2 separate regions of the Homo sapiens genome follow, and region 2 is linked to region 1. A link is a loop called in an ENCODE intact Hi-C map of the cell type or tissue named here. Cell type or tissue: left ventricle myocardium inferior. All regions are shown on one strand. Links, peaks and the distances in the headings refer to the core of each region. The heading gives the core; the rest is flanking DNA. Region 1 holds the start of DNAJC18 (DnaJ heat shock protein family (Hsp40) member C18). Region 2 has its middle 11 kb from the start of STING1.

Region 1 (15,757 bases), core at 4,303-12,302:
TTTATCTGCTTCTTTATAAACACTTATCATCCACCTTTTTGACTATAGACATTCCAGTGGGTATATCTCATTGTGGTTTTGATTTGCATTTCCCTAATGACTAAAGATGTTGAACAAGTTTACATATGCTTACTAACCATATATATATCTTCTTTATTCATATATGGAGGAATATATAGGAGGAATGCCTATTCAGACCCTTTGCCCATTTTTCCAATTGGGTTATTTGTCTTCTTATTGTTGAGTTTTAAGAGAACTTTGTACGTTCCAGATAAAGTCCCTTATCAGATATACAGTTTTTAAATGTTTTCTCCCATTCTGTGGGTTGACTTTTCACATTCTTTTTTTTTTTTTGAGATAGAGTTTCACTCTTGTCATCTAGGCTGGAGTGCGATGGCATGTTTTCGACTCACTGCAACCTCCTCCTCCCAGGTTCAAGCAATTCTCCTGCCTCAGACTCCCGAGTAGCTGGGATTATAGGCACCTGCCACCACACCCAGCTAATTTTTGTATTTTTAGTAGAGACGGGGTTTCACCATGTTGGCCAGGATGGTCTTGAACTCCTGACCTTGTGATCCACCTGCCTTGGCCTCCCAAAGTGCTGGGATTACAGGCGTGAGCCACCGCGCCTGGCCACAGAACTTTATTTTTTTTTAGAGACAGGGTAGGGTCCCTGTCACCCAGGCTGGAGTGCAGTGGCACGATCATAGCTCACTGCAGCCTCCAACTCCTGGGCTCAAGTAATTCTCCTGCCTCAGCCTCCCAAGTAGCTGAGACTACAGGCATGCACCATAACCCTGAGTTAATCCAAAAGAACTTTTTAAAGGCAGTCCCTTAATGGCAAAGTACTTCCTGACTTCACGAAGAAAATATCAATGGAGCCAGTCCAGAAAAAGGGCTCTCAGTGCCCAGGCCTTCTTGCTGTACAACCAAAAGGCTGGCAGCTGGTGTTCATCTTTTCCATTCAAGGCTCAGGGGTTAGCAACTTTATATATAATGGCAGCCCCCATCATAAACTGAACTGCATTTGCACAAAATAGCAGAGTTAGCCTATCCCTTCCTGCCTTATATCCTGATGCTCACTTCTCATCCTTACTAGTACAATGTCCTTTGTGACATTTCTTTTCCAGAATAGGGCACTTTTGTCTGCACTAAAAAGTTGATGAGGTAGGGCTGGCCGCAGGGTTCACACCTGTAATCCCAGCACTTTGAGAGACTGAGGTGAGTGGAAGCCTTGAGCTCAGGCATGCGATAAGTAATAATCACATCATGGACTGTATGCCTTTCTTATAGCAGTCCTGCACCCATATAAAAGCTTCATTTTCAATATGAGATGAAAAGGTATTTTGCAAAAAGTGCAATGTTTTCTTACCTGCTGGCATTAAGTGCAGGTGGATCACAAGGCCAGGAGTTTAAGACCAGCCTGGCTAACATGGTGAAACCCCATCTCTACTAAAAATACAAAAATTAGCTGGGCATGATGGTGGGCGCCTGTAATCCCAGCTACTTGGGAGGCTGAGGCAGGACAATCGCTTGAACCTGGGAGGTGGAGGTTGCAGTGAGCCAAGATCGTGCCACTGCACTCCGGCTTGGGCGACAAGAGCAAAACTCCATCTCAAAAAAAAAAAAAAACAAAACTGGAGAACTGCAAGAGATCACTTTTTACTGCTATACATAATTTACTCAAGAGACAAACTGCTCACAAAGAGATGATTAGCATCATGTGGCATTTTAAGCAGATACTCCCAATACTTGAGGCTCAGCAAAATAACAGGAGCTAACTACAAAATTATTACAGTAGTACAGTACTACTGTTAATTTTATGCAGGTGTGATTAATACTGCACCTGTATGTTTACATTTTTCTCAAATGCAAATGGTACCATGTAGTCTCAAGTGTTTGTGAGCATATGTTTTGATAGATTTTCACTTTTTATAATAGATTTGTGTATATTTTATGATAGTAAATGATAAAATAGACTAGAATCTAGATATATTTTATGCATTCATATAATTTTCTTAATTTTTTGGTATGTCCATGCTCCATGGTTTGTGAGATGGTGATGATGATGATTATTATTTGAGACAGAGTTTCGCTCTTGTTGCCCAGGCTGGAGTGCAATGGCACAATCACAGCTCACTGCAACCTCTGCCTTCTGGGTTCAAACAATTCTCCCGCCTCAGCCTCCCAAGTAGCTGGGATTACAGGTGTGCGCCACCACGCCTGACTAGTTTTGTATTTTTAGTAGAGACGGAGTTTTGCCGTGTTGCCCAGGCTGGTCTCAAACTTCTGAGCCCAAGTATTCTTCCTGCCTTGGCCTCCTAAAGTGCTGAGATTACAGATGTGAGCCACTTTTTCAAATTGTTGCAAATCTAAAAAATTTTTCCAATGTATTTATCTTTTAAAATTGACATATAAAAATCCATGGTTCAAACTGATGCCACTCAAACCTGTGTTGTTCAAAGGCCAACTGTATCTCTTTTTTAAAACTATTTATTTATTTATTTGTATATAGAGACAGGGTCTTGCTTTGTCACCCAGGCTGGATTGCAGTAGGGTGATCATAGCTCACCTCAGCCTCGAACTCCTGGGCTCAAGGGATCCACCTACCTCAGCCTTCTGAGTAGCTGGGATTTTGGGTGCATGCCACCACACCTGGCTAAATTTTTATTTTTAGTAGAGACAGGGCCTCGCTATGTCGCTCAGGCTCGTCTTGAACTCCTAGCTTCAAGAGATCCTCCTATCTCAGCCTCCCAAAGTTTTGAATTACAGGCATGAGCCACCACACCCAGCCTCAACTATATTTTCTTAATTTCATTTTTTTATTGTTCATTGCTAGTATATAGAAAAATGATAATTTTTGTATATTGATCTTATATCCTGTAACTTTGTCCAACTTGTTTATTAGTTCTAACAGTATTTGTGTGTGTGTGTGTGTGTGTATTCATTAGGATTTTCCATTTACAAGATCATGTCATCTGTGGATGTAGTTTTACTCTTCTTTCCAATTTGGATGGCTTTTATTTCTTTTTCTTGCTTAAATGCCCTGGCTTGACCCTCTAGTACAATGTTGAACAGAGTGGCAAGAGTGAACAGACATACTTGTCTTGTTCCTGATCTTGGTGGGAAAACACCTAGTTGTTCACCTTTAAGTATGATGTTAACTGTGGATTTCTGTAGATGGACTTTATCAGGTCGAGGAAGTTCCCTTCTATTCCTAGTTAAGTGTTTTTATTATGAAAGAGTGTTGGGGCTGGGCGCAGTGGCTCACACCTGTAATCCCAGCACTTTGGGAGGCCGAGGCGGGCAGATCACAAGGTCACGAGACCATCCTGGCCAACATGGTGAAACCCCGTCTCTACTAAAAATACAAAAATTAGCTAGGCATGGTGGTGCGCGTCTGTAGTCACAGCTACTCAGGAAGCTGAGGCCAGAGAATCGCTTGAACCTGGGAGGCAGGGGTTGCAGTGAGCCGAGATCGTGGCATTGCACTCCAGCCTGGGTGACAGAGCAAGAATCCGTCTCAAAAAAAAAAGAGTGTTGGATTTTGTTAAATGCTTTTTCTGTACCTATTGAAATGATCGTGTGATTTTTGTCCTTTATTCTATTAACATGGTATGTTACATTGATTGACTTGTGTGTGTTAAACAATCCTGCAATACTGGGATAAATCCCACTTGGTGAAAATATATAATACTTTTTACATTGCTGTATTTGTTTTACTAGTATTTTATTGAATATTTTAAAATCTATATCCATAAGGGATATTGGTTGATAATTTAGACTTCTTATGATATTTTTGTCTGGTTTTGGTTACAGAGTTAATACTGGTCTCAAAGAATGAAGCCAGCTGGGCCTGGACTTTTCTTCATTGGAAGTTTTTTTTTTTTTTTTTTTTTTTTTTTCAGACAAGGTCTCCCTCTGTCACCCAGACTAGAGTGCAGTGGTGCTCACTGTAGCCTCGCCCTTCCTGGCTCCATCAATCCTCCTACCTCAGCCTCCTGAGCAGCTGGAACTGCAGGTGTGCACCACCATGCTCGGCTAATTTTTGTGGGGTCTTTTTGTTTGTTTTTTATTGTACTAATGAAGTTTCGCCATGTTGGCCAGGCTGGTCTTGAACTCCTGGGCTCAAGTGATCCTCCCACCTCAGCCTCCCAAAGTAATGGGATTACAGGCATGAGTCACCATGTCCAGCTAGAATTTTTTTGATTGTTAATTAAATCACCTTATTTGTTGTAGGTCTACTTGGGTTTTCCTTTTTTTTTTCTTTTTCTTTTTTGGAAATAAGGTCTCTGTCACCGAAGCTGCAATGCAGTGGCACTACCATAGCTTACTGTAACCTCAGATTCCTAGGCTCAAGTGATTCTCCTGCTTCAGTCTCCAAAGTAGCTGGGACCACAGGCATGTGCCACCATGCCCAAGTATTTTTTTTTTCTTTTTTTAGAGATAATGTATTGCTGTGTTGCCCAGGCTGGTCTCAAACTCCTGGTCTCAAGCAATCCTCCTGCCTCAGCACCCCCAAAGCTCTGGGATTACAGGTGTGACCCACCATGCCTGGCCTCCATTTTTCTTGGGTCAGTTTCAGTAATTTGTGTCTTTCTAGGCATTTGCTGATTTTATCTAGGTTATCTAATTTGTTGGCACACAATTGTTCATAGTATTTGGATTGGTAGGGATATCCCTCTTTCTTTTTTTTTTTTTTTTTTTTTTTTGAGAGACAGGGTCTTGCTCTGCTGTGCGATTATGACTCACTGTAGCTTCAACCTACTGGGTTCAAGCAATCCTCCTGCCTCAGCCTCTCAAGTAGCTGGGACTACAGGTTGGTGCCATCATACCAAGCTAATTTTTGTATATATATATTTTTTGGAAGAGAGGGGGTTTCACTGTATTGTCCAGGCTGTCTAGTTCCTTAAGGTAGATTAGGTTACTGATTTGGAGTCTTTTTTAAAAAAATAAGCATTTAGAGCTATAAATTTCCTTCTAAGCACTGTTTTAGCTGCATCCTATACATTTTAGTACGTCGTGTTTTCATTTTCACTCATCTCAAAGCATTTTCTAGCTTTCCTAGTGATTTATTCTGTGACTTGCTTGCTTATTAGGAGCTTGTAGTTTAATTTCCACATATTTGTGAATTTCTCAAATTTCCCTTTGTTTTTGATTTCAGAGAACATACACTGTATGATTTCAATCTTTTTAAATTTATTGAGGCTTGTTTTATGACCTAAGATATGGTCTATCCTGGAGAATATTCTATGTATCCTTAAGAAGAAAATCGTTCTGTTGTTGTTGAAAGAATGTCCTGTAGATGTGTGTTGTGTCTAGTCGGTTTCTGCTGCCTCTCTTAAAGTAGAAGCAGGGTAGTCAGTTCATGTTATACCCTAATATTCCACTTCTATTCAGTCTTCCCTCTGAGGTCAAGAAGCTAGTATGCCTCAATTATCATCATCATCATCATTATCATCAGTCAATACTTACATAGCACATCCAGGCACTCTTCTAAGCACTTTCCATAAAATCACTCATTTAATCTCACCACATGCTCACCTTTGTACCCCAAGCAGCTGTTCCTCACTATACGTGGAGTTCCCCTCACCCTGCCGGGTCTGAGTCCACTCATTCTCAGACTTCTTTTCCTTTTGTGCCTTCATGCAGTTACAGCAGCCACAGGGGTCATGACTCTCAGGAGGTGTGTCTTCTGGGTATTTGTTTCTTCTAACTGCGTCAATGTAAGCTGCAAACAACAGCCCCTCCATTAGGTCTCCATCTGACCCTGAAAATCAACTTTGCAACCTGCCTTTCCTCTCTGGGAGGCTGCTCGTAAGCATGAGAAGGTAAGCATGATGGCCAGGGCTAGAGGCGTCATGCTGACTTTTAAGCACTCATACAAAGCTGAATAAACATGTTTCTCTGTGGTCCGTGGTCAGAAGAGACACTGCTCGTAAAATAGTATTTTTTGTTGCAGTGCCTCCCACCCCTAAAATTTAAAGTAGAGAGGAGTTCAATTCTTTTACACTAACAATTATAGAACTAATATATACCAAGGAACTTGGCTAGAAGATCAAGAGGGCGGATGGGTAAGATCTACTCCTGACCACAAAGAGGTTAGTTTAATGCAAGCTTGTCCAACCCGCGGCCCACAGGTGGCATGTGGCCCAGCACGGCTTTGAGCTCAATACAAATTCGTAAACTTTCTTAGAACATTATGAGGGCCGGGCGCGGTGGCTCACGCCTGTAATCCCAGCACTTTGGGAGGCCAAGGCGGGCGGATCACGAGGTCAGGAGATCGAGACCATCCTGGCTAACACCGTGAAACTCCGTCTCTACTAAAAATACAACAAATTAGCCGGGCGTGGTGGCAGGCGCCTGTAGTCCCAGCTACTCGGGAGGCTGAGGCAGGAGAATGGCGTGAACCCGGGAGGCGGAGGTTGCAGTGAGCCGAGATCGCGCTACTGCACTCCAGCCTGGGTGATAGAGCGAGACTCCGTCTCAAAAAAAAAAAAAAGAACATTATGAGATTTTTTTTTGCAATTTTTTTAAAGTTCATTAGCTGTCATCAGTTAGTTATTTAGTCGTCAGTTAGTGTATTTTATGTGTGGCCCAAGACAATTCTTCTTCCAATGTGGTCCAGGGAAGCCAAAAGATTGGATACCCCTGGTTTAAAGGGAGAAGATTCAATAACAACACCTGCAGAATGTAAAGAGGGTCATAAGCAATACAGTCAAAAGGGGCAGAGCACTCATGTCTTCTCTGGAGGACCTGAGAAAGGCTTTAACAACATCTTTCTTCCGCTTAACATCCCTCAGCTACCTCCACCCACTGCTCCTGGACAGTCTTCCTCTAAGTCGGCCTGGCTAACTCCGACGCATCCTTCTTGTCACCATTTGTAACACTTTCTGCAAGAAACCTCCCTTGACAGCCAGTCTGCGTTAGGTACCTTGTAAGTGTGCTCTCCAAATCCCTGACCTTGCTGTGTAGCCCAGGCGTTTTGTATTATTCGCCCGTTTTGTAATTGGCTGTTCAGTCGTCAAACTCTCTCAGTGGGCTGCGAGTTTTGTGAGCTAAGGGACCCATGTCAGTCAAATCCCCACTGCAGAATCAGCATTAGGCGGGGCACACAATAGGTATTGGATCAATATTTTTTGCCTGACTGTAGGGTGGAAAAGGCTGGTCCTGATGCCGGCTGGAGCGACATGATCAAACAGGGACTGAAGGTCAGGTGGCCCAGTTAGGCGAAAGATAAGGGCCAGGTTAGCAAGCTGCGGAGAGACCGCAGCACCCCACGGGCCCTCCAGTCACCTTGGCATGGGCGGGGCCTGACAGCTGCGGGCCCTGGGCGGGGCACGGGCGGGGGCGGGGCTGGGGGCCGGAGGCAACAAGTCGTCACCGGTGACTCTGGGCTCGCGGTCGGTCCCCAGCTTCCCTACCCCATCCGCAACCCTACTCAGGCTCAGCATCTTTTCACAGGCCTCTATCCATCACCTCAGACCCAGGATCTCAGCCCTTGTGCGTCTTCAGGATCCTCATCCCTGATCTCTCCCGAAGGCCGCCCTATCCCTCCTTCAGGCGGGGACCTAGTACCTTCCGTCCAGCGCTCCCCGCTGCCCAGAGTCGCCGCCATATCGGTTCCCAATCAGCAGGTCCGCCGAGCCTCCCCCGTGCCCGAGGCTGAAAGAGAAGGGGGCGCGGAGCGCGGGGCACGCTGGTCATTGTAGTCCAGTCCATATGAGCTCCCGGGGCACTGGACTACAACTCCCGGCAGGCTCTGCGCCAGAGGCCGTGGGAGACGCAGAGAAGTGCTCGACCTTCGTCAGGAGATCTGTGGAAGAGTGCTGCTGCCAGCTGCCAGCTGCCTGCAGCACGGCTCTTGGCTTTTCCTCATTTGTAGAGTTGGGATAGTGGCTTCGGCCCTGCCTAACCCTAGGGACATCCAAGGAGGGGCGACTGAAGTCCTGCCTGGAAAGGGCTTCGCAAACTATAGGCTAGAGGGTGACAGTATGACTATTATGCTCCTCAGGGATGTCTTTTTGAAGCATACGCTAATGCCTGTTCTGTGCAGTCAGTGGTAGGCCCTGGAGATTCAGAGATGGGTTTTGGGGATGCGGAACCCAGCCTTTGGAAGCTTGAGTCAGGAAAATAGAAAAGTGATGTAGATTTATGGGGTTGGAGGGCAATCTCAGTATGTCCCTACTGCCCCAGCTCCTCAGGCACTGGACATCAGAGGGTATCGGGGTGGAGAAAGAAGACATGGAAAGGTATTGGGGCCGGCATGAAGAGCCTCCATCTTTGCTGTTCCTGTCCTTCCTCCAACCCATCCTACTCCAACACCCCTCTGACACTTTTCTCCTCTCTTCCAGTCTAGTTATCTCTTTAGCCCATTCGTTTCTTTTCTGAAGGACCAGACATTGAGATTAGTAAAAAGGAAATGAGGAAATAAATATTCTTGCTGTTCCTCATCCAGGTATGGATGGAACCTAGCAAAGAATAAAAGCAACACTTTCTTCATAGGTGGATGGCTACAGTTCATCCCCAAACAAAAAATTACCCAGAATTAACTGAGGTCTTACCCAAGAAGACCAAATCAATCATGATATCAACTAGCACCTACTTAGGCAGTTGGGGAGAGATGTATATTCCTGGACATAAACTTGGAAGGGTAAAAGCACCAAAGGGCATGCAGTTCCAGCCCTTGCCTACAGTCATGGCCCTGGCATCACTGACATTATGCCCACTTAAGAACTCAGAGAACGGCCGGGCGCGGTGGCTTATGCCTGTAATCCCAACACTTTGGGAGGCCGCGGCAGGCGGATCGCGAGGTCAGGAGATCGAGACCATTCTGACCAACATGGTGAAACCCCGTCTCTACCAAAAATACAAAAATTAGCTGGGCATGGTGGCGTGTGCCTGTAGTCCCAGCTGCTCGGGAGGGAGGCTGAGGCAGGAGAATCGCTTGAACCCAGGGGGCGGAGGTTGTAGTGAGCCAAGATCGCGTCACTGCACTCCAGCCTGGGTGACAGAGTGAGACTCTGTCTCAGAAAAAAAACAAAAAACAAAACTCAGATAACAAGGCCTTTCAAGTGGAAAAAGCACTGGTCTAGAAGTTGTATAGGTGTTATATTAATAGCTGGGGTTTTGCCACAAATCATTGCGTGATCCTGAACATCTCCTTTTTCCTTCTTCTTTGGCCTCAGTCTCATCACCTATAAAACGAGAAGGTTGGATTCAATTAGTAGTTTTGTTTGTTTGCTTTTTGAGACAGAGTCTTACTCTGTCGCCAGGCTGGAGTGTAGTGGCATAATCTCGGCTCACTGCAACCTCTGACTCCCTGGTTCAAGCGATTCTCCTGCATCAGCCTCCCGAGTAGCCGGGACTACAGTCGCACGCCACCATGCCCAGCTAATTTTTGTATTTTTGGTAGAGACGGGATTTCACTATGTTGGCCAAGATGGCCTCAATCTCCTGACCTTGTGATCTGCCCGCCTCAGCCTCCCAAAGTGGTGTGATTACAGGCGTGAGCCACCGCACCCGGCCTCAATTAGCGGTTTTTAAATTGAGGAATCCTTAAGGCTTAATGTGCAGATGTCTCTGGAATCTTCTATTGAGGAGTGGGAGCGGGGAGGAAGGCATAGCAGGGAAGGCACTAGCACCTCACCCTTCTTCAATCAAAGAAGCTCTGTTTTTTTCTGTTTTGTATTTTGTGGTCTACTAAAGGAAAGAAAACCTACATGTTTGAAAACTACCAAACCAGTTGACCACTAAAGGCTTGTGTCATTTGTAATATCAGTTTCTCCTGGAGCACTTAAAGTCAGTGTTCTTCCCTCATCCCCACCCCCATAAGCACTGAGAAAGTAACAGTTGTCTAGAAATTTGGTCATTTTCACTTAATTTAGGAGGAGGAATTTAGCATAGTGGTTAAAAAATCTGCATAGGATTGCCGTAGGATATAGTAAGATAATGCTTGCAAAGCTTTTAGCACCTCATCTGGCATGTAGTATGTGTTTAATAAATGCTGACCACTGTTATAGACTGGCTCAGAGGAAGAGAAACCATTTTTTATAGTTTGACATTGTAAATTAGGAGCAAAGGGGTATATATGGGGTATATCATAAGGTCCTGGATATAACTAACTGGACCCCATTCCTGTCTATCTGGCAATCATTACCTGCAAATAAGACAAGAAGCAAAACACTACCAAAAAGGGCTGGGAAGTTGCTTGTCCATGTACCCTAACCCCTGAATCCAGCCACTAAAACTGGTGATTTTCTCCCTTTCAGAAACAGAAGAAGATGGCAAAAGTGAACTAGTATGAGAAGGTTTTGGGTCATCCTAAATCCAATGAATTATGGATGTCCTTAAACTTGAGAGGCAAAGGAGGCCCCAGAACCATGAGATGAGTCAAAAGCTCAGCTCTAGGACACTGGACCTATGACCAGCTAACTAATCCACGGAGCAGTGTACTCACAGAAAGCTGGATCCTGAAGGTCCTTCTTGTGCTCTGCAGCTGAGGGAACTGATCAGGGACATCCATCAGGTGGTTGAATATAAAAAGGAAGTTCTTCTGGTTTGGGGAGGCTAGACCGCCTGCTCTAGAAGATGGACAGCTGAGGGTGGGATAGACCTTGGAGTCCAGGGGCACAGGGAAAAGGTCTGGAGGTACTACCTGGAGATGTTAGAATACCATGAAGTCAGAGGTGTTTGGCTGAGAGTGGGCTGTTAGAGCACTGTAGGGGTTAACTGGATTGAGAGGAGCAACTATGAATTATGAGACTATCTAGGAGCAGAGCCTAGGTTCAAGAGTATTGGACAAGATTTGGGAAGCTGGGGCCTCTTCCCAAATCTTAGCTGCTGTCTGGTAGCTAAGCATCCTCTCTCCTCATGCTCTGAAACCTTACATCCCCTTCTTTTCCAGACTTCTTTTCATTTACTTCTAGAACAGTAACAAAAATGGTTTAGCATTATGACCTTCTCAAATATTGCCAAGTATCCACATGTATTCTTCAGTTTGTTTACACCTCAACTAACACTTCTGGATGAATTTTTTTTTTATGATCGCATCACTTGGACTAACGCGAAACTCTAAAGCTCAACATTAAGAATACTTCTGTGACAGTTTTTGCTTAAACTCATCAACTAGTCAGCAAAAATAATCCTCACTGTAAAGTTCAATTTCTGTGTTTTGTAAAAGAGGAAGCTGTGGGCCCAAAGAGTATAGGATGGAGATGCCAGTCGAAAAGGACCCACAGGAAAAGTGAGAGGGTAACTGGGAAGGAGATAAGGGAAGAGAAATTGGGGTCTCCAAGGCAGTTCTCAAAGAGAAGGAGGTAGATGTGGAAAGAAGTTTGACGAAGAGAGAAAGGAGGACATCCACAAACCCAGGAAAAGACTGGTGGACAGAATCACACAGTGTTTTCCAGCACATTCAAATTTAATAGAGTAGTACTAGCTGGGCTTGGGGAAATTGTGTGCCAGAACTAGGTCAAGGGGGCCTGCAATGATCCTTCATCTGCTAAACCATTTTACCTTAGGGCCAGCCTCAGATTTCTCTCAGTTTTCTCCACTTACTTTATTTTTTTGAGACAGGGTCTTATTCTGTTACACGGGCTGGAGTGCAGTGGCGCTATCACAACTCACTGTAGCCTTGATCTCTTGGGCTCAAGCGATCCTCCCACCTCAGCCTCCTGAGTAGCTGGGACCACAGGCACATGCCACTATGCCCACTATGCCTGGCTTTTTTTTTGTTTGTTTTTAAGATATGGGATCTCACTATATTACCCAGGCTGGTCTGGAACTCCTGGGTTCAAGCAATCCTGCCCCCGGGGACTTCCCAAGTGTTGGGATTAAGGCGCCTCCACTTACTTACATGTTGAACTGTAATGGATTCTTGCTGGTGATACTGAGGTCTGTCCTGTGCCCTATATGATTGAGATGCTGCCCCATCCAGCCCTAGAAGAAAGAAGCTGAGTAAATGATCCTCCTGTCCCACTGGGCCTGTGTGTCTGTGCTGGTTTATTGGTTGCCCTCCCATAGGATGAGGGAAAAAATGAGAGAAGGACATTCTGCAGCTAGCCCCCAATCCCCGCCACCTGTTCCTGTTTAAGGACCACGTAGTCCTGTGTGAGAAAAGGGAGGAAGTCATCTTGTAAACAATCATCATCCTGTTGTCTAGACATGAAGGAAGAGATAGGGTTTCAAGGAAGCTGCAAGGGCTGCAGAAGGCTGCACTCAGATTTCCTGTCAGAGGTGGCATCTTGGATTTGCATAAATAGTAGGCTCCTCCAGGAGAAACCTCTCTATTAGAGTTTGCTCCAGAGCAGAATTCAGCATTTAATTCATCCTCAACCCCTTCCCAAAGGATAGAGTTACTTAGCAACAGGAAAATCCACATGGCTTATGTGGTACTGCGGTGTCAGTGTCAGGGTAAAAGCCTTTCAATCTCAAAGATTATTAATACCAGTTGTCTCCCTCTTCCCCCACATATAAATACCTTATGACTAACAGCTTATATACGCAGGTCATTGCCCAGAGTCAGAGGAAAATGTGTGGTTTTATAATGAAGATGACAGCTGAGTTACTTAGAATGAAGCCCCATGTCCTTGACCTGATTAGTCCAGTATGATGAGCAGCTGTACTCAGTGCCCATGGCAGGCAGAATAACAACAGCACAAACAGAATCCTAGACATTGTTATGTCACCTGAGGGGTTCCATCCCAATGGTGGATGTTGGACCAGAAGTGGCTACTAAGTCATGTGCTGTTGGCTGTGAGATTTAAATCAAATATATATGAATTATTTAAAAAATACTAGCCAAGGCCGGGCATGGTGGCTCACACCTGTAATCCCACAACTTTGGAAGGCTGAGGTGGCCGGATCACCTGAGGTCAGGAGTTCGACACCAGCCTGCCCAATATGGTGAAATCCCATCTCTACTAAAAATACAAAATTAGCCAGGCGTGGTGGTGGGTACCTGTAATCCCAGCTACTCAGGAGGCTGAGGCAGGAGAATCACTTGAACCTGGGAGGCAGAGGTTGCAGCGAGTGGAGATCGTGCCATTGCACTCCAGCCTGGCAACAAGTGTGAAACTCCACCTCAAAAAACAAAAAACAAAAAACAAACAACTAACCAGGTGTGATGGCTCACACCTATAATCCCAGCACTTCGGGAGGCTGAGGGGGGAGGATGTCTTGAGCCCAGTAGTTTGTAACCAGCCTGAGCAACGTAGCAGGACCTCATTTCTACAAAAAATTTAAATAAATTAGCCGGTTGTGGTGGCACACGTCTATAGTCCCAGCTACTTGGGAGGCTGAGGCAGAAGGATCATTTGAGCCCAGGAGTTTGATGTTGCAGTGAGCTATCATTGTGCCATGCCACTGCACTCCAGCCTGGGAGGCAGAGCCAGACCCTGTCTTCTCTCCCCTCAAAAAATACTGCAGTATTGCTTTCGTAGGTTAGGTACCCCACAAAATAGACTCTGAGACGCTGAGATTTGCATACTAAAGGTTTCTTAGTGAGCACCCCTGGAACAACAGCTATGAGGAGTAAGGGAAGTAGGAATGGGGGCAAAGGAATTGAGGCAAGGGGTCCAGGTCTTCATTCCCACTCTTAGCCCCCATCAGCCAATCATCAACCAGCCAACAATCCCACAGCTGGGGAACAAGCGCCTTGATCCTGAAGTGGGACCTGGGTGCTGGTGCCCTACTCCAAGCTGTCTGCTACAATTGCTCACTTCCCAAGTATCTCCATGTTTATTATCCCATTTTACCTAGCCACTAGCCTGTGAGGTAGCCAGGGCCAGGTAGGGCGCATTCTTCCCTGTTAATACACAGGAGAAATGGAACTCCTGAGAATGTGAAAGGCTTGTCCAGAGCTGCCTGCAACTTGTCTCTGGCTCTCACCCAGAGTGATCTCTACTTAGCACATTGTATTCATTTTTTCCTACGTCCAGAGTCTATAGAACTGTGGAATGTAAGAATGAGAAAAGATAGTGAAGGCCAAGTCGTCCAGCCAGCTCACTTTAAAACCCGCCAGGCATGGTGGCTCATGCCTGTAATCCTAGCACTTTGGGAAGTCAGGGCAAGAGGATCACTTGAGCTCAGGAGTTTGAGACTGGCCTGGCCAACACGGCAAGAGCTTGTCTCTACAAAAAATTTTTAAAAATTAGCTAGGTGCAGTGGCTCATGCCAAGAGTCCCAGTTACTTAGAAGGCTGAGGTAGGATTGGTTGAGCTCAGGAACTCAAGGCTGCAGTGAGCCACGATTGTACCACTGCACTCCAGCAGTGGTACAAAAAAAAAAAAAAAGTAAAGATATAAGAGAACAGGCTTGGAGGAGGGGGACAATTGCACCCAAAGTCTGTGGCAGAGCCCAATCTTATGATCAGATTTCCTTCACCCAAGAGCCAGTTTAGATTACCTAGGAAGTGCTGGGCACAGTGTGTCATGCAGGAGCTACAGACATGGGCAGGTTACAGGCCCTGTCCTAGGGGATTTTAGAATACAGTAAGTTCTCTTCTCTTCTCCTTTTCTTTTTTTCCTTCCTTCCTTCCTTCCCTTCCTCCCTTCCTCCCTCCCTTCCTCCCTTTTTCTTTCTTTCCCTCTCTTTCTTTCCTTTTCTTTCTTTCTCCTTCCTTCCTTCCTTCCTTCCTTTTCTTTCTTTCTTTCTTTCTTTCTTTCTTTCTTTCTTTCTTTCTTTCTTTCTTTCTTTCTTTCTTTCTTTCTTTCTTTCTTTCTTTCTTTCTCTTTTCTCTTCCTTTGTTTTCTTTCTTTCACATCTTACCCTGTCACCCAGGCTGGAGGAGAGTGGTGCAATCAACCATGGCTCACTGCAGCCTCTACCTCCCAGAAGCAAGTGATCCCCAGCCTCCTGAGTAGCTGGGACCACAGGTATGTGCCACCACACCCTGCTAATTTTTGTATTTTTTTGTACAGACAAGGGCTTGCCATGTTGCCCAGCCTGGTTGATATGGTTTGGTTCTGTGTCTCCACCAAAATCTCATCTTGAATTGTAATCCCCATAACCCCCAAATGTCGAGGGAGGGATCAGGTGGGTGGTGATTGGATAAAGGGAGTGGTTTCCTCCATGCTGTTCTCATGGTAGTGAGTGAGTTCTCATGAGATCTGATAGTTTTATACGGCAGTTTTTCCTGATCTTGCTCACTCTCTCTCCTGTTGCCTTGTGAAGAAGGTGCCTGCTTCCCCTTCCATCATGATTGTAAGTTTCCTGAGGCCTCCCCAGCCATGCAGAACTGAGTCTACTAAACCTCTTTCCTTATAATTACCCAGTATTTCTTTATAGCAGTGTGAAAATGGTCTAATACACTTGTCTTGAACTCCTGCCTCAAGCGATCCTCTGGAACCTTGGCCTCCCAGAGTGCTGGGATTACAGGCATGTGCCACTACGCCCTGCTCACTCGGTTTCTACAGTCTCATTTTAATAATTTTAATGAGACAGAGGGGATGAAACTTGTTGTTCTAGCCTGTCTCTCTCATCACCTTGAGAAGTCTGAATCAGGAAAAAATAGCATATTGTTGCTTCAGAATGAGTAAGCTGTGTTCTCCCTATGTTCCAAATTGCCAATTAAGTTAAATACTCCCGAAAGACACACATGGATGACTCCTCCCTTGATTTTCCCCAAGATTCATTTCCAGACTAGTGTCATGGTAAACATGACTAAGACTAAGAAAGCAGACACCTCCTTTCTTTTCCTCCTTCTCTTTAAATGACTTTCCAGTACTTCTACAATCTTTTATTCTATATTTGGACA
Region 2 (15,757 bases), core at 2,847-10,846, 53 kb after region 1:
AGCTGGGGCTTGGCCAAAAGGAGTGGGAATGGTGGGGTCCAGGGAAGCCGGGAAGCCAGCCTAGCCTGGCCTGCCTGGAGAGAAAGGTCCTGCAGGGTGCGGGAAGGAGTGCAGGCTGCGAAGGGAGCAGAGGCCCCACAGCCTGGGCCTTCCAGTGCCAGGCCAGGATTTCCGCACACCCTTAATCCATGCAGTCTATCCCTGTGTGTACCGTGCTTTGCATGGGATAGGACTGCTGGTGCACGTGCCAGGTCAGTACTTGTCATGGCACCTACAGCTGGACAGGGGAAATGGGCAGAACACAACTGTATGAGTAAGTAGTTAACTACAGATGTGGCAGGGCTACAAGGAATGCACTCAGCCTGCTGCCGTGAGCGGAAATTGGAATACCCAGGGTCAGGTTTCCCTGAAGGCAGCGATTTACCCTGAGTTTGGAAGGAGGATGGGAGTGATGGAGGGCGGGTGGGTGTGCAACATTCTGAAAGGAGCAGCACACACAAAGGCCCTGGAGTGGGAAGGAGCCAGGCAGTGGAGGAACAGAGCAATGGCTGGTGCAGCTGGGGCAAGTAAGCATGTGGAGGGGTCTCTGTTAGTTTCCAAGAACTGCCATAACAAAGTATCACAAATTTCGTGGCTAAAAACAACAGATGTTTATTCTCTCATAGTTCCAGAGGCTAGAAGTCCAAAATCAAGGTGTTGGTAGGGCCACACTTCCTCTGAAATCTCTAGAGTAGCGGTCCCTAACCTTTTTGGCACCAGGGACTGGTTTCTTGCAAGACGATTTTTCCATGGATGGGAAGGGGGATGATTTCAGGGTGAAACTGTTCCACCTCACATCCGAGCATTAGTTGGATTTTCCTAAGGAGCATGCAACCTAGATCCCTCGCATGTGCAATTCACAATGGAGTTCGCACTCCTATGGGCATCTAATGCCGCCACTGATCGGACAGGAGGCAGAGCTCAGGCTGTAATGCTCGCTCGCCCACTGCAGCCCGGTTCCTGACAGGCCACAAACCAGTTCTGGTCCGAGGCCCAGGGACTGGGGACTCCCGCTCTAGAGGAGGATCTCTCCTTGCCACTTCTACCTTCTGGTAGTCCCAGGTGTGTCTGGACCCAACCTCTGCCTCCTTCATCACGTGCCATTCTCCCTTCTGTGTCTCTGTCTTCACATAGCCTTTCTTGTTATGAAGACACCAGGTGAAGGTACAGTGGCTCATGCCTGTAATCCTAGTGCTTTGGGAGGCTGAAGCAGGAGGATTGCTTGAGGCTAGAGTTCAAGGCCAGCCTGGGCAACACAGGGAGACCCCATCTCTAGAAAAAAAAAAGGCCAGGCACGGTGGCTCATGCCTGTAATCCCAGCACTTTGGGAGGCCGAGGCAAATGGATCACCTGAGGTCAGGAGTTCGAGACCAGCCTGGCCAACATGGTGAAACCCCGTCTCTACTAAAAATACAAAAAATTAGGTGGGTGTGGTGGCAGGACCCTGTAATCCCAGCTTCTCAGGAGGCTGAGGTAGGAGAATCTCTTGAACCCAGGAGGCGGAGGTTGCAGTGAGCCGAGATCACGCCGCTGCACTCCAGCTTGAGCAACAACAGCGAAACTCCATCTCAAAAAAAAAAAAAAATTAGCTGGGCATGGTGGCTCACGCCTGTAATCCCAGCTTCTCAGGAGGCTGAGGCAGAATTGCTTGAGCCCAGGAGGTGGACATTGCAGTGAGCTGAGATTGCACCACTGCACTCCATCCTGGGGGCAGAGTAAGACTCTGTCTCAAAAAAAAAAAAAAGCACCAGTCACTGGATTAGGACCTACCCTAATGACCTCACCTTAACTCAATTGCATCTGCAAAGGCCCTATTTCCAAGTAAGGTCACATTCACAACTACCATAGATTAGGATTTCAGTATTATCTTTTTGGAGACACAACTTAATTCATAACAGGGTCAGTGGTATAAGAACGGGACTGGAGGGTGGGTGGGACCCTTGTGGCTTGTGGCCAGGGCCTCAGTACCTAGGAAGCATCACAACAGCTGCATTCATGGGATTGTCCTCAGCAGTAAGACACTTCAGCTGTATTGACAAGCAGGGACATCACAGCTCTTCCAGACTGACCATCTGGTCCTCCAAAGAGGAAGCTGAGGGCCATGGAGGGAAGTTAGGCCCAAGTTCCAGGCTGCCTGGCTTACTGGCTGCAGCTCTCAGGCTGGTGGTGCTGAGTTCCCACACTCCGCTCCACAGCCTGCTCCTTCCTCTGGTAGTTGCTTCTTCCCTCCAGACACCCCGGAAGTGCTGGTCTGGGCTGGCTTTCATTTCTATTTCCAGCTGAGTTACAGCTTTCACGAGTCTTCCCTGAAACTCATTATCAGTGGTCCCAGTGAGAAATAAGCCCCCATGCTTTCATTCAGGGGACTCTGGGCCTTGGACAGAGTGTGAATGGGGTAGGGAGGCCTCTGGCCTCTATGGAGCCACTCTTTTGCCCACACAACCTCAGTGCCCCTTAATCCTACCAGAATAGGGACATTGGGGGGATTTTATCAGTTGATCACAGTAGACCTGGTTTCCAATCTGGCCTCTGCTTCTTCTGGCTGTGTGACCTTGGCCCAGATATGCAACCTCTTTAAACCCAAATTTCCTCATACCTAAAATGGGGATAGCAACATCTTTTATCTGACAGAATTGTTTTGAGAATGGAAAGAAAAAATGCATAAATGCATGTGCAGACCTGATTTGTAAATGCTCAGTAATTGCTAAGTCTTTTTATTTTATTTATTTATTTATTTATTTTGAGATGGAGTCTCACTTTGTTGCCCAGGCTAGAGTGTAGTGGTGCAATCTCGGCTCACTACAACCTCCGCCTCCTGGGTTCAAGCGATTCTCCTGCCTCAGCCTCCCGAGTAGCTAGGACCACAGACACATGCCACTATTTTTGTATTTTTGTATTTTTAGTAGCGATGGGGTTTCACCATGTTAGCCAGGCTGGTCTTGAACTCCTGACCTCAAGTGATCCACCCATCTCGGCCTCCCAAAGTGCTGGGATTACAGGTATGAGCCACCTTGCCCAGTCATTTTTTGTTTTTGTTTTTTTTTGCTTGTTTGTTTGTTTTTGAGACAGGGTCTGTCTCCCAGGCTGGAGTGCAATGACAATCACAGCTCACTGCAGCCTTGACCTCCCAGACTCAGGCAATCCTCCCACCTCAGCCTCCCAAGTAGCAAGGACTATAGACTTGTACCACCATGCCTAGCTAATTTTTGTATTTTTTTTTTGTAGCGATGGGGTTTCACCATGTTGTCCAGGCTGGCTTAGAACTCCTAGGCTCAAGCAATCCACACACCTCAGCCTCCCAAAGTTCTGGGATTACAGATGTGAGCCACTGCACCCTGCCAGTAATTGCTAACTCTTATCACCACCACCAGCACCATCACCATCATTATCACCACTGACAATCACACTCTTGGAGTTGCCAGCCCCTCTTACCTTGGTTTCTACCTTGGGCTCAAATCACCTCTCCTGCAGACACAGAGATTTGATATCTAATCCAGGGGTGGCTTCTGGGTCTGACTCCAGCTGCCCCTCTGTTATAATTCTATTGTCCCATCATGGAATTAACTATTGTGTCATGGTCTTCCCTAAACAAGATGCTATCCTAGTAGACGTAATGAGGAAAGAGGGGCTAGATGATGGTGTGATTGGGGGCAGGGAAGCACAGCTGGCTGGCTGAGCTGCTATATCTTCAGGAAGTGAACAATGGACCCACATTTTGTTGGAAGGAGGTATCTAGCCGGGTGCAGAGATCTACCATTTATTTATTTATTTATTTATTTATTTATTTATTTATTTATTTATTTTTGAGATGGAGTTTTGCTCTTTTTGCCCAGGCTGGAGTGCGATTGTACGATCTCTGCTCACTGCAACCTCCGCCTCCCAGGTTCAAGCAATTCCCCTGCCTCAGCCTCCCTAGTAGCTGGGATTACAGGCATGCACCACCATGCCTGGCTAATTTTGTATTTTTAGTAGAGATGGGGTTTTTCCATGTCAGTCAGGCTGGTCTTGAGCTCCCGACCTCAGGTGGTCCATCCCCCGCAGCCTCCCAGAGTGCTGGGATTACAGGCATGAGCCACTGCGCCCAGTCTTGTTTATTTATTTACTCATTTTGATAATAGCTTTATTGAGATATGTCATATATTATACGGCTCACCAACTTAAAGCATGCTATTCAATTCAATGGTTTTAAGTATATTCACATAGTTGTGCAACCATCACCACAGTTAATTTTAGAACATTTTTGTCACTCCCAAAAGAAACCTGTACCTTTAGCCATTGATATAGTTTGGCTCTGTCCCCACCAAAAATCTCATCTTGAATTGTAATCCCCATAATCCCTACATGTCAAGGGTGGGACCAGGTGGAGGTAATTGGATGATGAGGTGGTTTCCCCCATGCTGTTCTCATGATAGTGAGTGAGTCTCATGAGATCTGATGGTTTTATAAGCGTTTGGCATTTCCCCGGCTTACACTCATTCCATCCTGCTGCCCTGTGAAAAAGGTGCCTGCTTCTCCTTTTCCTTCTGCCGTGATTGTAAGTTTCCTGAGGCCGCCCCGGCCATGCAAAACTGTGAGTCAATTAAACCTCTTTCCTTTATAAATTATCTAGTCTTGGGTATTTCTTCATAGTAGTGTGAGAATGGACTAATATAACCATCAACCCCCAACCACCAACCAACACCCCTACCTCATCCCCAGACAACCACTAATCTGCTTTCTGTATCTATAGATTTGCCTATACTGGACACAACATAAATCGAATCATGCAATATGTGATTGTGTCCGGCTTCTTAGCATCATGGTTTTTTTTTGTTTGTTTTTTATGTGTGTGTTTTTGAGATGGGGTCTCGCTCCATCACACAGGCTGGAGTGCAGTGGTGCGATCTCAGCTCACTGCAACCTCCGCCTCCTGGGTTCAAGCGATTCTCCTCTCTCAGCCTCCTGAGTAGCTGGGATTACAGGCACGAGTCACCATGCCCAGCTAATTTTTTGTATTTTTAGTAGAGACAGGGTTTCACAATGTTGGCCAGGCTGGTCTCGAACTCCTGACCTCAGGTGATCAGCCCTCCTTGATCTCCCAAAGTGCTGGGGTTACAGACCTGAGCCACTGCGCCCTGCCCTTAGCATCATGTTTTACAGGTTTGCCCATGTTGTAGCATGTATCAGTACTTCATTTCTTTTTATCCTTCTTGTTGCCAAAAATATTCCATTGTGTATAATGTTCCATTGATATACCACTTTTATTGACCATTAATTAGTTAAGGACAATTGAGTTATTTCCACTTTTTGACTATTATAAATAATGCTGCAATGATCATTCATGCCCAAGTGTTTGTGTGGACACACATTTTCATTTCTCTTGGGTATGTACCTGGGTGAGGGGATGCTTGGTCATATGGCAACTCTATATATAAACTTTTGAAGAACTGCCAGACTGCTTTCCAAGTGGTTGCACCATTTTACTTTCCCACTAGTTATGTATGAGGGTTCCAGTTTCTCTACCTCCTAGTCAATATTTGCTATTCTCTGCCTGTTAAATTCTAGCCATCTAGTGTATGTGAAGTGATATCTTATTTTTTTATTTTAAAAAAATTTTGAGCCAGGCGCGGTGGTTCTCGCCTGTAATCCCAGCACTTTGGGAGGCTGACGCGGGTGGATCACAAGGTCAGGAGATCGAGACGAGCCAGGCCAACATGGTGAAAACCCGTCTCTTCTAAAAATACAAAAATTAGCTGGGCATGGTGGTGGGTGCCTGTAATCCCAGCTACTTGAGAGGCTGAGGCAGGAGAATCGCTGCAACCCGGGAGGCGGAGGTTGCAGTGAGCCAAGGTCATGCCACTGCACTCCAACTTGGTGACACAGCGAGACTCCATCTCAGAAAAAAAAAAAAAAAAAAATTGGGGGCCGGGTGCAGTGGCTCACGCCTGTAATCCCAGAACTTTGGGAGGCCAAGGTGGGCGGATCACTTGAGGTCAGGAGTTCAAGACCAGCCTGGCCAACATGGCGAAACCCCGTCTATACTAAAAATACAAAAATTAGCCAGGTGTGGTGATGCATGCCTGTAATCCCAGCTACTCGGGAGGCTGAGGCAGGAGAATCGCTTGAACCTGGGAGGTGGAAGTTGCAGTGAGCCAAGGTCATGCCACTGCACTCCAGCCTGGGCAACAGAGTGAGACTCCATCTCAAAAAAAAAAAAAGAAAATTGCTGGGGGCCTACGGTACAGGGTGAGCAGGGCCTGAATCGTGACCCTGACCTGGACCTGACCTGAATTGCAACCCTAACCCGACTGCAACCCTGACCACGACCCCAGTGGATTTTATAGAGAGGAAGTCAGACAGGGAGGGAGAAGAATAGGATTTGATGTCATCGTGTTGTTTGGCATCCAGGGGCCTTTATTTAGAGTTGGGTTAGAGCCTCCACCTGGAAAATGTGGATGCCAAGTTGGGCATTATGTGGTTAACCTGACTTATTTTGAGCAGTTGGCGCTCCCTATCTTGAGGAATGCAGATTCCAGCAGTGACCCAGGGCAGAGAGTGTGTGTCACTGATGAGAGTGGGAAAATGAAACTCTTTAGTTAGCCTTTCATCCAATCTGTTTGTCAGATGCTATCTACCCCAGGGACTATAATCGCTGGCACAATCCCAGTCCCTAAAGGAAAGTCACTGGCCCTTGTAGAAGAAATCAGAAACAGAAATGATGTGAAAGTGTTTAATGTCTCCAAGGAAGACAGAAACCACCTTCTGCAAGATATTGTGATGTGTGTGCAGAGCAGCAGGAAGCGAAGACATGTGTTCCTGCTTTTCTACCCGTGAAGGGGTGCCCAGTTCAAGAGGAGCCCGATGGAGCCCTGCCTGCCACGGCTGTATGCCTTTGGGGTTATGATAGCTTGTGGGCTTTTCTAGTGAAAATGTCAAATGTTTTCCATAAAATGTTTAAAAGATCAAATTAGCCTTAATGCTGGATTGTCTGTACAAGATTAATAATCCATTGTGGCTTATGTATGCTTAAAGATTTCTGTTTATTTCCTCTTGCAGTCGTGCACATGATTTGGGTAAATTATGAGATGAGAAATGGTTTTCAGAGTATTAGATGGAATTTGCCCCCATCGAAGTTTATAAATGTGTTCACAGGGAGGGAGGAATAATAGCTCATTGCCTAACCAATTTTGCAGGTCATGAAAATGAAATCCCTTTCCAGGTGCAGCTTCAGTCCCATGCAACTTAAAATAATAACAGTTATTTGATTTTTTAGAAAACTATTCCAAAAGAAAACCATTTTAGGTAATCTCCCCCAACTCTTACTATTTGTTTGCTTATTGCTTCATAAATATAAAAATAAATCTAAAGGTTATAGACAAAAGAAAAAAATTTTTTAGTCTGGAAGCAGTGGCTCATGCTTGTAATCCCAGCACTTTGGGAGGTCGAGGCCAGCAGATCACTTGAGGCCAGGAGTTCAAGACTAGCCTGGCCAATGTGGCCAAACCCCATCCCTATTAAAAATACAAAAAATTGCTTTGGGCCCTAGGTTTGTGTGGCCCGTGTCTCAGCCCACCCAAGGTCCCCTCGGATCGCTCAGAGAGGCACTCGGACCTGGAGCAGTGAGCAGAATGAATACCTTCTAAGACCAGAGTGGCAGCTCCAGTAATAGAGAACCCCTTTTGAGGCCAGGCACGGTGGCTCACACCTGTAATCCCAACACTTTGGGAGCCCGGGGTGGGCGGATCACGAGGTCAGGAGATCGAGACCCTCCTGGCTAACACGGTGAAACCCCGTCTCTACTAAAAATACGAAAAATTAGCTGGGCGTGGTTGCAGGCGCCTGTAGTCTCAGCTACTCAGGAGGCTGAGGCTGGAGAATGGCCTGAACCCAGGAGGCGGAGCTTGCAGTGAGTCAGGATCGCGCCACTGCACTCCAGCCTGGGCAACAGAGCGAGACTCTGTCTCAAAAATAAATAAATAAATAAATAAATAGAACCCCTTTTGAGGTGTAGTGATGCATGGAGGGACTTGGAGCTTGCTATTGGTGGAGTTCTCCGGGCTGAACAGCAAATTAAAGATAACTTGAGAGAGGTCAAAGCTCAGATTCACAGTTGCATAAGCTGTCACCTGGAATGTCTTAGAAGTTGTGAGGTGTGGCTATATGAACAGGTAGACCTCATCTATCAGCTTAAAGAGGAGACACTTCAACAGCAGGCTCAGTAGCTCTAGTGGTTATTGGGCCAGTTCAATTTTCTTACTCATCAACTGGACTGTACCCAAAACAAAGATCTAGCCAATCAAGTCTGCGTGCCTGAAGAGACTGGGCAGTTTGACCCTTAAGCCTAAAGATTCAACTATCTCGCTCTTTGAAGCTGACACAAGTGCTCTGCGCCAGACCATCACCACATTTGGGTCTCTCAAAATCATTCAGACTCCTGAGCACTTCATGGCTCATGCTAGTTCATCAAATATTGGGCCCTTCCTGGACAAGAGAAGCTATAACCCAATGCCAGAGCAGAAGTCAGCATCCAGTATTGTAGCTGTCCCTCTCAGTGAATGGCTGCTTGGGAGCCAACCTGCCAGTGGTCATCAGGCTCCTTACATACCCAGCACCAACCCCCAGGACTGGCTCACCCAAAAGCAGACCTTGGAGAATAGCCAGACTTCTTTCAGAGCCTGCAATTTCTTCAGTAATGTCTGGGGAAACCTAAAGGGCTTAGAAAACTGGCTCCTCAAGAGTCAGCAACAGGAAATTCCTGAAAAACCAAGTTATCAAAACTGTAACAGCCATTCCACTACTAGTCATTTCTCCATTGAAATGGAAAAGTTTGAAGATCTAAAGCTTCCTGATCAAGATGAGATGGACCTATCAGATTGGCTGGTGACTCCCCAGGAATCCCATAAGCTGAGGAAGCCTGAGAATGGCAGTTGTGAAACCAGTGAGAAGTTTAAGCTCTTATTCCAGTCCTATAATGTGAATGATTGGCTTGTCAAGACTTACTCCTGTACCAACTGTCAGGGAAACCAGCCCCAAACTGTGGGGATTGAAAACCTGGGCAATCTGAAGTGTCTGAATGACCACTTGGAGGCCAAGAAACCATTGTTCACCCTCAGCATGGTTACAGAGGATTGGCTTGTCCAGAACCATCAGGACCCATGTAAGGCAGAAGAGGTGTGCAGAGCCAATGAGCCCTGTACAAGCTCTGCAGAGTGTGTGTGTGATGAGAGCTGTGAGAAGGAGGCTCTGTATAAGTGGCTTCTGAAGAAAGAAGGAAAGGATAAAAATGGGATGCCCGTGGAACCCAAACCTGAGCCTGAGAAGCATAAAGATTCCCTGAATATGTGGCTCTGTCCTTCTAGAAAAGAATTAATAGAACAAACTAAGCACCAAAGGCAGTGGTTCCTTCTAGAATTGCTGATTCCTTCCAAGTCATAAAGAACAGCCCCTTGTTGGAGTGGCTTATCAGGCCCCTATACAAAGAAGGAAGTCCCAAGGAAGGGCCTAGCACTGAAGACAGAACTGGCAAACAAAAGCTTAAAAGGCCCATATGAGCACTTCCTGGTGTCCCTTTAACACAGCTGACTGGGTCCTGCCAGGAGAGAAGATGGGCAATCTCAGCCAGTTATCCTCTGGAGAAGACAAGTGGCTGCTTTGGAAGAAGACCCAGGAAGTATTACTTAATTAACCTCTACAGGAGAAACATAACTTCCCCCGAGACCATTACCACCTCCCTGCAGTTTGTGATCTCTTTGCCTGTATGTAGCTTAAAGTTGATAAAGATAAGTGGTTATATCAAACTCCTCTACAGATGTGAAGGATTGGACAAGAGTTGAGCAGCCTTTCTGCCTATTATCACACATCATGAGCTAAGTGACCGCGGCTTGCCAAATCATTGTGTTTCTGGGTCTGACCAGTTAGCTTAGTTCTTCTCCTGCCTAATTTTGAACTAGTAAAGCAAAATGAGTCATCAGATTATGAGTTATTGTTTAAAAGAAAAATGCTGTTTATTGATGCTGAGGTGATTCAGTTCCTTCCTCCTTACAGAAGTATTAATTCACCCACACACTAGAAATGCAGCATCTTTGTGGATATGTCTTTTTCACAAGCCTCCAAGTCTCCTTAGATTGGGTTGTTACTAAAAGTACATTAAAACACTCTAGTTTTAAAAATGAAATATTTCTCTAATCAAAGTGTATTGATGTATTCTAAAGATAGTAAATTCCCTAACATTTAATTGCCCTATAGATGCTTCTCTTGCTGTGGGTTTTCTTCTGTTAGTGGTCTGAAATAATGATTTTCCTGTTCTATTAATATATAGTGTATTTTGCACAAAAAATTAACCTGCCCAATGGTGGTTACCAAAATATATATTAATAATCTTGGCAATTTTTGACATTAATTACCAAACATTTTAGCCTACATGTTAGTTCTACATTATTACTTTTCACTTGAAAGGAACTCAGCTACTACAAATTTTGTCTTTCTTTCTTTCCATAAATGTTATTTAAAAATGCAGTGAGCTCTTTTAAAAGGGCTCGGTATTATTTCAACACTATTTTTGAGGTAGTTCTAACCTTTTAAAATATTCTACAGCCCAGCCAGGTGTGGTGGCTCACCCCTGTAATTCCAGCACTTTGGGAGGCCGAGGCAGGTGGATCACGAGGTCAAAAGTTCAAGACCAGCCTGGCCAAGATGGCGAAACCCCATCTCTACTAAAAATACAAAAATTAGCTGGGTGCAGTGGCAGGTGCCTGTAATCCCAGCCACTCCGGAGGCTGAGGCAGGAGAATCGCTTGAACCCTGGGGGCGGAGGTTGCAGTGAGCCAAGATTGCGCCACTGCACTCCAGCCTGGGTGACAGAGTGAGACTCTGTCTCAAAAAAAAAAAAAAAAAATTCAGACCCACAGAGTTTAAAAGAACCCCAATACTGACTAAGCAAATAGGCAAAAGACCTATTGGAAATAGTACTTGAACGATTCACTATCATAGGGATTATTGGTGCATCCTGTGTAAATGGAAGCTGAGCTTGACACCCGGTGCTTTAAACTAGGGATAAAGTCGTCCTCTCACTGCAAGCACAGCATACCTGTATCTCCAAAAGTGATGTTCTAGTGAACAGGCCGTTTTCAACACTTGTGCCTTGGGGTGTTCATTGAAGCTTTATGAAAACTACTGATGTTTTCTCAATCTCCTTAAAGTTATGTCCATGCTTTAAAATGTCTCTGTAGGAGAGAAGTGGAGTTTATGTTTTTAAATTCTCTAAGATATCTTTACTGCTTTCCAGACTTTGAAACTATTAAGCTTCTTAACTGCCTGTTATTGAAAATACTTCTACGGAAACTTCATGGTCCCACAATGTCATTGCCATACAGCTTCACTAGAGTTCTTTGAACCACAGCTGAAAAGAGCTTTGTCTTATTTTTTAATTCCCTCCCCAGATATCATTTAGAAGTATCATAATAAAGGTGGTGAGCAAAAACAACGTAAAGAGCCTTTCCAGTTATGTTAAGTTGCAGCTAACTCTCTACTTTCTTTTCTGAGGCCAAACACACTGTACTTTACATTGTCAAGATATAATTTACATTAATCACTATGTCTATGAGTATGTAAAACATCTTTTGCATTGATGAATTTTGTACATGCCACCATTAAAAGCATAACAGCCATTAAAAAAAGATACAAAAAATTAGCCAGGCGTGGTGGTGCATGTCTGTAATCCCAGCTACTCAGGAGGCTGAGGCAGGAGAATCACTTGAACCCAGGAGGCGGAGGTGGCAGTGAGCCGAAATCATGCCATTGTACTCCAGCAGGGCAGTGACAGAGCGAGACTCCGTCTTAAAAAAAAATAAAAAGAAAAAAGAAAAGAAAAAATTTCTTTTAGAGAGGGGGTCTTACCATGTTGCCCAGGCCGGAGCAAAGTGGGTATTCACAGATGTAATCATAGTGCACTACAGCCTCAAACTCCTGGATTCAAGGATCCTTCCACCCCAGCCTCCCAAGTAGCTGGAATCATAGGTGCTTACTACTACACCCTGCTCATTTTTTAATTGGGTTATCTTTTTATTATTGTAATAATTTATTATTTTATTATAAGAGTTCTGTATTCTAGATACGTTACTTATCAGATATATTAGTTTTAAATTTTTTCTTCTTCTTCTTCTTCTTTTTTTTTTTTTTTTTTTTTTTTTGAGACAGAGTCTTGCTCTGTCACCCAGGCTGGATTGCAGTGCATGATCTTGGCTCACTGCAGCATCTGCCTCCTGAGATTTTCTGAGTGATTCTCCTGCCTCAGCCTCCCGAGTAGCTAGGACTACAGACATGAACCACCATGCCTGGTTAATTTTTGTATTTTTAGTAGAGATGGGCTTTCACCCTGTTGGCCAGGCTCGTCTCAAACACCTGGCCTCAAGTGATCCACCTGCCTCAGCCTCTCAAAGTGCTGGGATTACAGGTGTGAGCCACTGCTCCCGGCAATCTTTATTTATTTTTTTGAGACAGAATCTTGCTGTCACCCCAGCTGGAGTTGCAGTGGCATGATCACGGCTTACTGCAGCCTCAAACTCCTGAGCTCAAGTGATCCTCCCATCTCAGCCTGCTGAGTAACTTGGGCCACAGGCACGCACCACCATGCCTAGCTAATTTTTTATTTTTTGTAGAGACGGGGTCTCACTACTTTGGGTTATCTTTTTGCTGTTTTCATGGTGTCCTGTGAAACACAAAAGTTTTTAATTTTGGTGAAATCCAATTCATCTACCTTTTGTTTTGTTTTGTTTTGTTTTTTGAGTTAGCGTTTATCTCTTGTTGCCCAGGCTGGAGTGCAGTGGCGGGATCTTGGCTCACCGCAAACTCTGCCCCCTGGGTTCAAGTGATTCTTCTGCCTCAGCCTCCCAAGTAGCTGGGATTACAGGCATGCACCACCACGCCTGGCTAATTTTGTATTTTTAGTAGAGATGGGGTTTCTCCATGTTAATCAGGCTGGTCTCGAACTCCCAACCTCAGGTGATCCGCCTGCCTCTGCCTCCCAAAATGCTGGGATTACAGGAGTGAGCCACTGCCCCCAGCCTACTTTTTCTTTTGTTATTTGTCCTTTTGGTACCATATCTAAGAAAATCTTGCCTGAGCAAGTCACAAAGATTTATGCCCATGTCTTTTTCTAAGAGTGTAAATAGTTCTAGCTCTTATATTTAGGTATTTGATCCATTTCGAGTTCTTTTTTATATGGTGTGAGATAGGAATTCACATTTATTCTTTTCCATGTACATATTCAGTTGTCCCAGCACCATTTGTCGGAAAGACTATTCTTTTTCACATTAAATTATTTTGGCACCCTTGTTGAAAATAAAAATCAACTGTGACAGGGCCAGGCATGTTGGCTTATGCCTGTAACCCCAGCACTTTGAGAGGCCAAGGTGGCAGATCACTTGAGGTCAGGAGTTTGAGACCAGCCTGACCAACATGGTGAAACCCCATCTCTACTAAAAATACAAAAATTAGCCTGATGTGGTGGCACACGTCTGTATTCCCAGCTACTCGGGAGGCTGAGCCAGGAGAATCACTTGAACCTGGGAGGCGGAGTTAGCAGTGAGGCAAGATCACATCACTGCACTCCAGCCTGGGCAACAGAGTGAGACTCCCGCTTAAAAAAAAGAAAAAAAATCAACTGACTGTAAATGTGAGAGTTTATTTCTGGATTCTGAATTCTTTTCCACTAATCTATATGTCTTTTTTTTTTTTTTTTTTTTTGACAGAATCTCTGTTGCCCAGGCTGGAGTGCAGGGGCACTGTGTCAGATCACTGCAACCTCTGTCTCCTGGGTTCAAGCAATTCTCCTGCCTCAGCCTCCTGAATAGCTGGGATTACAGATGTGTGCCACCATGCAAGGCTAATTTTTGTGCTTTTGGTAGAGATGGGGTTTCACCATGTTGCTCAGGCTGGTCTTGAACTCCTGACCTCGTGTGATCTGCCTACCTCGGCCTCCTGAAGTGCTGGGATTACAGAAGTGGGCCACCATGGCCGGTCTTTTTTTTTTTTTTTGAGACAGGGTCACTCTATCACCTCGAATTTGAATTCCTGGGCTCAGATGCTTCTTCCACCTCAGCATCCCGAGTAGCTAGGACCACAGATGTGCACCACTACACTCAGCTAAATTTTGTATCTTTTGTAGAGAAGAGGTTTTACCATGTTACCCAGGCTAATCTGGAACTCCTGGCCTCAAGTGATCTGCCCACCTCGGCCTCCCAAAGTACTGGAATTACAGGCGTGAACCACTGTACCTGGCCAAGACTCACTTTTAACTGCATATGCTTTTGCACTTTTGTACCTTTAAATTTTTATTTTTAGTTTTATTTATTTATTTATTTATTTATTTATTTATTTTGAGACAGAGCCTGTCGCTCAGGCTGGAGTGCAGTGACAGGATCTCAGCTCACTGCAACCTCTGCCTCCTGGGTTCAAGTGCTTATCCTGCCTCAGCCTCCCAAGTAGCTGGGATTACAGGTGTGTCTAGGCCGGGCATGGTGGCTCACACCTGTAATCCCAGCACTTTGGGAGGCTGAGGCAAATGGATCACCTGAGGTCAGGAGTTTAAGACCAGCCTGACCAATACAGTGAAAGCCTGTAACTACTAACAATACAAAAATTACACCTGGGCATGGTAGGTCATGCCTGTAATCCAAGAACTTTGGGAGGCAGAGGCAGGTGGATCACCTGAGGTCGGGAGTTTGAGACAAGCCTGACCAACATGGAGAAACCCCATCTCTACTAAAAATACAAAAATTAGCCAGGGGTGGTGGCATGTACCTGTAATCCCATCTACTCTGGAGGCTGAGGCAGGAGAATTGCTTGAACCCAGGAGGCAGAGGTTGTGGTGAGCCAAGATCACACCATTGCACTCCAGCCTGGCAACAAGAACAAAATTCCATCTCAAAAAAAAAAAAAAAAATTACCCGGGCATGGTGGCAGTCACCTGTAGTCCTCCCAGCTACTCGGGAGGCTGAGACAGGAGAGTCACTTGAACCTGGAATCGTCCCACTACATTCCAGCCTGCGTAACAGAGCGAGACTCTGTCTCAAAAAAAAAAAAAAAAAAAAAAAAAGTCTACAGGCTTGGTGAGGTGGCTCATCCCTGTAATGCCAGCACTTTGGAAAGCCGAGGCAGGATTATTTGAGCCCATGAGTTCGAGACCAGCCTGGGCAACATGGTGAGATTTTTGTCTCTACCAAAAAAAAAAAAAAATCCACAAGTTATCTGATACTTCTCCCTTCAAAAGGGGAAGCCTAATTCCACTCCCAAATATAGAACTAAGTATGTCCTAAACAGCACTGTGGCTTCTTCTTTGATCTCTTTCTTGGATCACTTGCTTTGGTGAAAGTCGTCTGCCCTGCCATAAAGACACTCAAGCAGCCCCATGAAGAGGTCCAAGTGGTGGAGCTACAAGGCCTCCTATCAACAATCGGCAATATCTTGCCAGGTCCATGAACCAGCCACCTTGGCAGTGAACCCCCAGCCCTAGTCAAGCCTCCAGATGATTGCATCCCTGGATGACATCCTGATTGCACTTTCATAAGAAACCCTGAGACAGAACTACCCAGGTAAGCCACTCCCAAATTCCTGAATCTCAGAAACTATAAGATAATAAACATTATATTTTAAATTTTTTATTAAAATGAACGTGTATTGCTTGTATAATCAAAACAGAGAAAAAAGGGAATAAGAGAAAAATGGAAATAAATTCAGTCTT

What was found. Peaks named below come from ENCODE experiments on the same cell type or tissue, not always from the same donor. Only the 100,000 strongest peaks of a DNase experiment are listed, where the experiment ranks them.
Region 2: it touches region 1 in a loop (2.1-fold over the local background); 26 of 110 quality-filtered maps call a loop at or near these places.

Annotation. Positions count from the first base shown.
Region 1 is chr5:139,431,828-139,447,584 of GRCh38, forward strand. It overlaps DNAJC18 (DnaJ heat shock protein family (Hsp40) member C18), which reads right to left and starts at 7,698. Exons shown (of 8, transcript NM_152686.4): 1 at 7,579-7,698; 2 at 5,545-5,731. The coding sequence starts at 7,618. RefSeq lists enhancers at 5,768-6,268, 7,569-8,068, 15,642-15,721 and a silencer at 7,256-7,365. In left ventricle myocardium inferior, for the core only: no CTCF peak of the experiment used is centred there; DNase peaks (open chromatin) are centred at 7,344 and 7,744; H3K4me3 peaks cover 1,532 bases; H3K27ac peaks cover 2,279 bases.
Region 2 is chr5:139,486,290-139,502,046 of GRCh38, forward strand. It overlaps the pseudogene LOC101059986 and the pseudogene NCOA4P4. Among named protein-coding and RNA genes, the nearest start is that of STING1, 11 kb to the left of the region's middle. RefSeq lists enhancers at 121-621, 2,181-2,370. In left ventricle myocardium inferior, for the core only: a CTCF peak has its summit at 6,520; no DNase peak of the experiment used is centred there; H3K4me3 peaks cover 657 bases; H3K27ac peaks cover 2,183 bases.